2 separate regions of the Mus musculus genome follow, and region 2 is linked to region 1. A link is a contact called in ENCODE Hi-C or POLR2A ChIA-PET data. All regions are on one chromosome and are shown on one strand. The core of a region is the stretch at or near the end of the contact, and the rest is flanking DNA. Distances in the headings are between cores, read along the strand shown. Region 1 holds the start of Plekha1 (pleckstrin homology domain containing, family A (phosphoinositide binding specific) member 1). Region 2 overlaps Htra1 (HtrA serine peptidase 1).

What was found. Hi-C counts contacts between places; a loop is a spot of excess contacts on that map. ChIA-PET counts read pairs that join two places held with the same protein, here RNA polymerase II (POLR2A).
Region 2: a map of gastrocnemius shows a loop between it and region 1 (3-fold over the local background). The contact joins the enhancer-like site here to the promoter of Plekha1 in region 1. A Hi-C loop is called at or near these places in 1 of 37 maps with a recorded cell type or tissue (gastrocnemius). POLR2A ChIA-PET finds 5 or more read pairs at or near these places in 1 of 5 experiments (Patski).

The regions. Positions count from the first base shown.
Region 1 is chr7:130,863,773-130,867,916 of GRCm38, forward strand. It overlaps Plekha1 (pleckstrin homology domain containing, family A (phosphoinositide binding specific) member 1), which reads left to right and starts at 1,952. Exons shown (of 13, transcript NM_001346515.1): 1 at 1,952-2,211. Gm5602 (a long non-coding RNA gene) reads right to left here. Exons shown (of 4, transcript XR_869992.3): 2 at 2,375-2,941.
Region 2 is chr7:130,980,375-130,984,530 of GRCm38, forward strand. It overlaps Htra1 (HtrA serine peptidase 1), which reads left to right. Exons shown (of 9, transcript NM_019564.3): 6 at 1,283-1,397; 7 at 1,863-1,920; 8 at 3,286-3,381. Among named protein-coding and RNA genes, the nearest start is that of Htra1, 46 kb to the left of the region's middle. Within about 2 kb of position 2,222, at least 1 of the 3 ENCODE cell types and tissues checked has a DNase peak (open chromatin) inside an H3K27ac peak, as active enhancers do.

The sequences.
Region 1 (4,144 bases), core at 702-3,201:
AGTACTTATGTTATATAATGAACTGAAGAAAGGGGGGTAGGGCAGAGGAAGAGCAGAGAGCCTTTTATCTTCTATACCTACCCTTCTTTCAGCCTCTGAACTTAAAGGCACATCAGGAATTCTCAAGTTTTGGCTGGACCCCAACCTCAAAGTAGCCCGGAGAATACTTCGGCTGTGTGTCATTGGGCAAATTGAATCCCTTCTCTGGTTTCTGTCACTGTGCATACATTTAACTCTCAGTGCCAAATAAGCTTTAGGATTCATTATGTGATTGCACACTGCTTAGTCAAATGGTAACGACAATCAGGAGAATGGCTCTCTCGTCCAACGCAGAGGGGGTTGATAGAGAGGCTCACGGCTTCAGGGTTAGGGATTTCCCATCACGAAAAGACACTGAACTTGAATTTGACTTTTAGATTGTGTTGGTTGAACTTAATTGCTAACTTGATGTGGGGGGTGGGTGAGGGGAGGGGGAAGAGAGGGAGAGGGAGAGGGAGGAAAGAACTCAGGGCATGTCTGTGAGGGAATTTCCAGAGTTTACCTGAGGAGATAAGACCCGTCCTGAATACGGGCCAGATGCGCTCTGACTGACCCTCATTCTTCTGTTACCGTACCTACCCTACCAGGATGAACCATGCAGACCCTCAACCTGTGAGCCAGAATAAGCCCATCCTAACTTAATTGCTTTTCTCTGTTACAGATTTGCAAACAGCCAATTCGTTATGTACATTCTAATCACTCCCAATGGAATCTCCTAGGGCTCCAAGGGCTGAAAAGCCAGGAATTTCTTTCAGATCTTCAAGCCAAGGAAAGTTAGCTCAAAAAACCTGAGAAAATCAGGTGACATTTGGATTTTTATGTGAAAACTTTTTTTAAAACTTCATCTATACATTCAGTTAAATCAGCAAAAGCCCAGTGCATGGGCCAAATGAAAGGGCTGCGCTGGCAACTCTATGGACTCTTTCAACCAGTCTGTAGATAAGGAAAGGAGTCTTCTTGCTCCCACCTGAAGAAGAGCCAGATGGCCCTCAGCAAGGCTGTGTAGCTGAGATTTCTAAGAAGGTAAGGTGCTGATCGTCTTCGATGTTGGAGATTTGAGGTGGAGAGTCAGCACGGGCAGTTTGCCAGTTCTACCCCTCCAGTCTCTCATCTAGCATAGCCTAGTTGTCCCACGTACACGACAGAGGAACCTTGTCATGAGAAAGGTTGATAAAACACTCTCAAGTGAGAGGGCATGATCCCCAGCTGTGCAGGATACAAACCCCCAAACGTTTATTGAGAGCCTCAGTGTGTGTCACTCACTGGGAAAAGTGGGGTATGTAATTCTCTCCCAGTTCTTTTGCATGTTTAAATATCTCACCTTCTTCAGGTTTCAGCTGAAATATCTCTTCCTTAGAGAATGCTGCTGGACAGGACATCCTCTCTGAAGCCTGCCTCCCTATCTCTATCTCTGAAGCTCATTCTTTTCTTCCACTTATTAAAATGTATAAGGATTGTATTTTGTAAAGGGCTAGCTCCCCTTATGAAACACAGGCTCCACGAGGGCAGGGACTTCATACACTGAGGTTGCTCAACAAATAGGCTGAATATTTTAAAATATCTCCTTGAAAGAGTTTTGAGCAATCCTTTTAAATTTCCTTGGCCTCTTGCATTAATACCACTATTTTAAGGATGAGGTGAAATTGCATTTTGAGAAAGAAATGGTTAGGAGCAAAAAACTGGTGCACAACCAGTGAATTTTATGTTTCTTGTACCCACTATGGGACAGCTTGCAAATTATCTGCAAAGGAACCAAACCTATTTTTAAAGATCCCTGTGCCTCGCAGCTCTAGGTGATGACATCAGAGAACCTCTAGTTCCACGTCCTAAGCCGAGCCTCGTGGTCCTCAAAAACTGCAAGCCCCAGGATGCAGCGCGGCATGGGGAACCCAGCGCCCCGCGCGCGGCCGCGAGCCACCACCCTGGAACTAGGAAGACGCCCGATTCCTTTGCCCGCCACGCCGCCGGGCGTGCGCGGAGCCTGTCGGGACTTGTAGTGTTCGCGGTAGGGAGTGCCCGCTCCGGAATCTCAGTCGCTGTCTGGTCTGGTAGAGGCAGCGCGTGCACGCGTGCGCAGTGCGCGGGCGGGCCGTCGTGGGCGCCGCTCCCGGCAGCTGGGTGCCTGAAGGAGCCGGGACCGCGGTGGCGCGGGTGCTCCGGGCGGAGGCCGCGGTAAAGTGGGGCATGAGGTGTGCAGCTCGGGTGTGCGTGTGTGGAAGGGGAAAGCGGGGCGAGGAAGGCAAGGCTGAGGCGGCCACCGGCTGCTGAGGGGGGCGCGGGGCCGCGCCTCCTCGCGCGTCCGCGGGCGCGCGCACCTGGGCGAGGCCGGACTCACCTGTGCGCGGGTTCCTCTGCGCCCGACGCCAGCCCTGCGGGTCCCCGCCAAGGCCCACAGCCCCTGGTGTCCTCGCTGCCGTCGCCGTGGCTCGGCCCCTGTCGGGGATCCCGGTGGCGACGCCTGTCGGAGCGGCGCGCCTCCAGGGCCGTGTCCGCCCCATCCGCGCCGCTCGCTCCCGCACAGCCCGGCTTCCCCGCGTGTGCGGACCGAGAGAGTGGCAGGGTTGGGAGTGCCCTGGCCAAGGTCAGGCGGGTGGGACCCGAGAGGCGCCTGAACTCTGGGTTCGGGACTTGGAAGAGGGCTGCCCTGCTCGGCTTCTGGTTCCTTTCGGATGCTTTCTATTGACCCTCCCGGGAGAGTGTCCGGGGAGAAAGTGGTGTCAGGTTGAAAGCGCCCTGCTGCTGTTCGCGGTGCTCCGCTTTTGGTAGAATCCTCGTTCTGCTCGACACCCAAGCTGAGGCTCCACCGAGGGCCGAGTAAATTCAGAAACTGATGTTGTCTGGGACCGAGTCCCGAGGACAGGTTTAAGGAACAGATACCAGGTAGTTTATGGCATTTCGTTTTCTAGTTCGCCTTCCCGTTCTTTCTAATACTTGCTTGGATGAGTTGGTCGTTATCTATCTTAATAAGATTTTCTGTACTCTTGTGAAGTCGTATTGCCCTTTGTAAATTAGTTTTCTAACCAGAAAAGCTTATTTCCTGTGTGTTTAATGACCGGAACAAATAGCCCACTCCAAGGTTTATACCATTGTCTTAAGACTGTAGAGTGATCTGCTCTCTAGCTTCCAGGCTTTTTACGTTGACGGCCACTGGACGAATCTGTAGCGAAGTTTAGAAGAGTGTTAAGTGACTCAGACGCTTTGGAAGTAAAATGAAAAACCATTTTTAGTTTACAGCTGGAGATGAACTATTATTTCAAAAATAGTAACACGAATTTTGAATACAGTGCGTCTTAGTTTATCTTACCAACAAACTTGTGGCAAACCATTTTCCCTCAAATTTAAATATTCCATATTCTGGACCAACTCTTCTACAGAAAGTTGATTTTCTTCTTTAAGAGCAGAGATAAACAAGAATAGTAAGTCAGCAGAAATCAAATTAATAGCTTATTTTATAGTGTTATAAACCCTACCCTGTGCCAAATGTCAGATTTCTATTGAAAAATAACACTGTTTCAGTGGACATACTGTGAATCTGTGCTTGTAAAGAGTCACTAGCTTGCCACACACAGCAGGGAAGTGATATACATGTTGCCTTCTGTCTCCCTTTATCTTGTTGGCTTCTGGTTTCACTGTTGCTGTTGGGGGGCGGGGAAAGCAGCAGGTTTGTATCTTTTTTTTTTTTGTCTTCTGTTTGGGTTTAGCAGTGTAGCAAAATAGGAAAGACTGTGCTGTGTACATCTGTTTGGCGGAGACTGAGACAGTGGGACAGGATAAGTATACAATTGTGAGGAAACGGCCATGAGTTCATAAGCAGGAAGGACCTTTTTAGAAGTATTTAAGGATGTTAAGAATAGCATTGGATTCTTTAAACAGTTACTGTGGGCAGTATTCAAAGATAGGATAAGATGCCTAGGGCAATAGGAAGATACTTGGGAAAGGTGGAAACTTACATCTTTATGTGAGCTTTGCTGCTGAAAAACTGACTACTGGGCCTAAGGAAGTTCTTTACTGTTATGCCACTACTCAGATTGTAACTCTTGTCCTCCCCCTTTAGAATTTATAATTCAGAAGGAAATCTAAGAAATAATTTGTTAGTATAATTTAA
Region 2 (4,156 bases), core at 972-3,471, 120 kb after region 1:
AGATGTCTCACTTAACCTAGACTTCAGCACTTCAGTATAAGGTTGAAGGCTTCAGGTCACAGAATGCCAGCGCTTGGGGGTTGTTTGAGAGAGTATCAAGTAGAGGCCACCCAATGGTACCGTCCTGCTGGATCCCTTGGTGTCAGGAATGGACATGTACAAAGCACACCAGGAACAATGTATACTGAAAGTTCTCAGAGTCCTTTTGTCAGCACAGCATCAGGTCACCAGAAACTTCTTAGGGAAGGGACACAGCTTTACTTGTCCCTGCCATACCTTGGGGAAGCTGTTAGGAGTGAGGCCTGTGGCTCAAGCCAGCATCTAGAGTCATTGGAAACAGGAGAGGAAGGAAGGATGGATAGTTACCTTAGCAACTCAGACATCCCTTCCCATGAAAAGAGAAAATATTGTGGAGTTTGAAATCATCCATCTATGCAATAAGGCAACCATTTAGCTTCTACCTGGAGCTTCTTGTTCCCTTCAAAGCTGAATGTGGGTGGCACTACCCAGGTGCCCTAATGTCTCTCCTCGTTATTTCTAGTCCTTCTCCTTCCAGCCCTTCTGATTCTCAGACACAGCTCAAATACTTCCCTCGCTCATATGTCTGTGTATATGAGCATTTGCATGTTTGTGGCCCCAAGTGTGTGTGTGTTCATTGGAGGGAGAGGGTGTTGCTGTGCACATGTGTGTATTTGTGCCTGTGGAGGCCCGGGGTTGATGGAGGACCATCTTCATTCGCCTTTCCCCTTAGTCAGTGAGGCAGGGTCTCTCAGTTGAATCCAGAGCTAGGTGCTACTACAGCTGGCTGCTCCAGCCAGCTTTCTCTCGGGGATCTCGCCTCTACCTCTGAGGCTGGAATTACTGCCAGGTCACCACACACACACACACACACACACACACACACACACACACACACACACACACGTGCTTTTATTTGCACGGCAGACACTTTAACCACGTTGCCGTCTTCCCGGCCCACGCTTCTTTTTTATTACTATTTTAATTGTACGCATTTGTGGGTAGAGCCTGGGATGACCAGTCAAGATAGCATCTTTCTCTCAACCTGTTTTTGAAACTCGGCTTCAAACTGTAGCTCAGGCTTGCCAGGATCTCACGGTGATCCTATCTCAGCTACTCCAGAATGCAGGTGCCCTAACGCCTCTCACCACACCTGGCAACACATTTCCAAGTCACCCGTCCTATAGATTTTTCTGCCCTCTTCCAGCCTGTGCCAGCCTCTGACCCTCCTGGAGTTAGTGAGCTGTGTCCCTTGCTTTTTCAGGATGGCGAGGTGATTGGGATTAACACCTTGAAGGTGACGGCGGGCATCTCCTTCGCAATTCCATCCGATAAGATAAAAAAGTTCTTGACAGAGTCCCACGATCGACAGGCCAAAGGTAACTAGAGCAGGGCATTCCGGAGACCTTGGCAGGTTTACACCAGAGGCATAGCTGCCCTTAAGGAATTGGGAGAAGGGAAGATGACAGTTGTGAAGATCAGGCCTTTCAAGCTGAGAATAAATGTTTCCAGGGTGGCGGTGGTGGCGGCGGTGGTGGTTGTGGTGGTGGTGGTTGAACAAAGGGATTCTCATTCCGGACACCCATAGAACACACACAGGGTCATGCCACAGGTTTTGAGTATTTTTTAAAGTGAGAGACATTCCTCACTGTAGATCTGGAACCCAGGCCAGGACTGAACTACAGTTTTTGGGTGCCTTCCCCCCTTCCCCCCTCCCTCCCCGTGGCTCATGCTATAAGGTGGAGCTTTAGAGCTCTGGCTCCTGTCTCCCCACACTCCGGAGGACTGTGCTGACTTACTTTTTTTTTTCCCCCTCTTTCTTGGTCCCTTTGTTGTCACACCAGGGAAAGCTGTCACCAAGAAGAAGTATATTGGGATCCGAATGATGTCGCTCACATCTAGGTGGGTAAACAGGACACATAACTTTGTAAAGACAAATGACCTGTATGTATGTACACTTGGGCTTCACAAGGCTTTGTGGGCATTCTTGAAGAGAAACTATTTCTTTCCTTCAGTCATCACACTGGGGAAGGGGAGGTGTGTGGCCTTGGGCCTCTTTGTGTTGGCAGGTCTGATTCCACCCCTCCCAAGACTCCGCCCTCCTCCCTGAAGGCAGGCCTGAGCATCAGAAGGCTCACTAGCAGGCACACTTTTGTGCCTGCCTCTCTCCACTTATTCTGTTGAAACTCACATTCCAGGAATGCCTCACTGCCCGCCCCAGTGCCCGCCCCAGCCTGGAGCACCGGACTCCCCTGCACACTGGTGTGAGGGTGTGGCTGCAAGAAAGCAGGGGTGGGTCCTGCCTTAGGGTACTGATGACTGATGGACTTGTTTTCCTGAGTGCAGAAGTTGCTGCTTGGGATTGCCAGGCTCATGACATACGGAAGAGGTTCGGGGTGGATGGGGGTGGGGGTGAGGGTACCTTCATGAAGTACAGGAAACAGAATTGACTAGCAAGTCTGAATATCTGAGTCATTCGAGAGGAGGATGTGTTGATAGCGCTGTTTTATTCAATTGTCAAAATATTAAGACATTCCACACAGGTTATGAACAATGGTGCTTTTCTTAGTGTTGCCAAGGATGGGATGGCATGCTGAGATGGAAGTCACACCTCTTGTCTTTGGAAGCTAGGCTATGGAGTCACCTTCCTGGGTCGTTCCCTTAAGCTCTTGTACATCTCAGCTTACTGGGTGCTCAGCACCGTCCCCTTCAGGATGAGGTTAGCAGTGTAGGTGTGCCCACTGTATAGCCATGTACAGCTCAGCTGTGGTGGTGACAACCAACCACAGCAGCAGTCCTGTGCTGTTGCTTAAAGTAGTTCCTTACTATTATTTGGAGTCCTGTTGATGCTGGTAGGCAGGCCATTTTAAAGCAGAGTCAGGGGCTAGGGAGCTGGTTCAGTGGGAAAAGTGCTTACTGTGCTAGTATGAGGATCTAAGTTCAAATCCCCAGGACCCGTGTAAAGCCAGGCAAAGAAGTAGGCGTCTATATTCCTAGTGCTTTCTCTGTGGAGACGGGAGGTAAACAGGAGATTCCCTGTCACAGGCCAGCTAGCCTAGTGTATGCAGCAGCAAACGAGACCCTGTCTCAAACAAGGTGCAAGGCAGGGACTGGAGGTGGTCCTCAGACCTCCATATAAATGTTGTGCTGTGCCAAAGCCTCTAGATGTGTCATGGTCAAGTAGGATCAGAAGACTTCAAGCTGAGTGCTGGCCTGAGAAGATTGTGGGAAGCTAATATTAACACAAGCACGTTTTCTCCCAAGCAGCAAAGCCAAAGAGCTGAAGGACCGTCACCGAGACTTCCCGGATGTGCTCTCTGGGGCATATATCATTGAAGTCATTCCTGACACCCCGGCAGAAGCGTGAGTGTGGAGTTCTCCCTCTTTTTCCTGATAACTGCGTGGTTTGTGGGTCAGGGGGCAGTGTCCTCTTTGTGCTGGCTCAGATGACCATGTGGGCCCTCACTTCCTATCAGCCAGGGCTCCTGACTGCCTTGGGCTCAGGGCTTGTCCACAGAAATATGCTTCTTCCCTTGGGTCGTCTCAGGGGTCATCCATATAGGAGGAGCACTCACTAATGGGCTCGCTGGGAATCCTTAGGAAGCCTGGCTGTAGAGAGAGCTTGATAGCGCAGATTGTCCCTTCACAGAGCCTTCTGTAGCTGTATTTGTGACTAGTGAAGTCGGAGATGCCAACACCTATAGGGAAACTGACCCCAATGACATCAAAACAGTAGAAGCAGCTGAGTTGGAACTTCGGCTTGTTTCCTGGACCCCCTGACATCTAGAGAGAAATAATGTGCTAAAGACCTGCACGTGACGCCCTACGGTCAGACCCGGCCTGATGCCTCTTTGTGAGCTGAGAAAAAAATCAGTTCTTGCATTATTTTTATGGTTGGGGAAAAACATCCAAATGACACTATTTTGTGATACTGTAAATTCTCTGAAGTGCAAATACGCACACATGTTTTATTAGACCACAGCTGTGTCCCCTGACAAGATGACATCTTGTCTGGAGCAATTTTTATGCTGCTGCAGCAGAATTGAATAGCTAAGACACGGAGACCAAATACTCTGCGAAGCTTAAGCTGTTTCCCATCTGGCCCTTTGTGGAAAAAGTCTGTAGACTTGTATTAGAA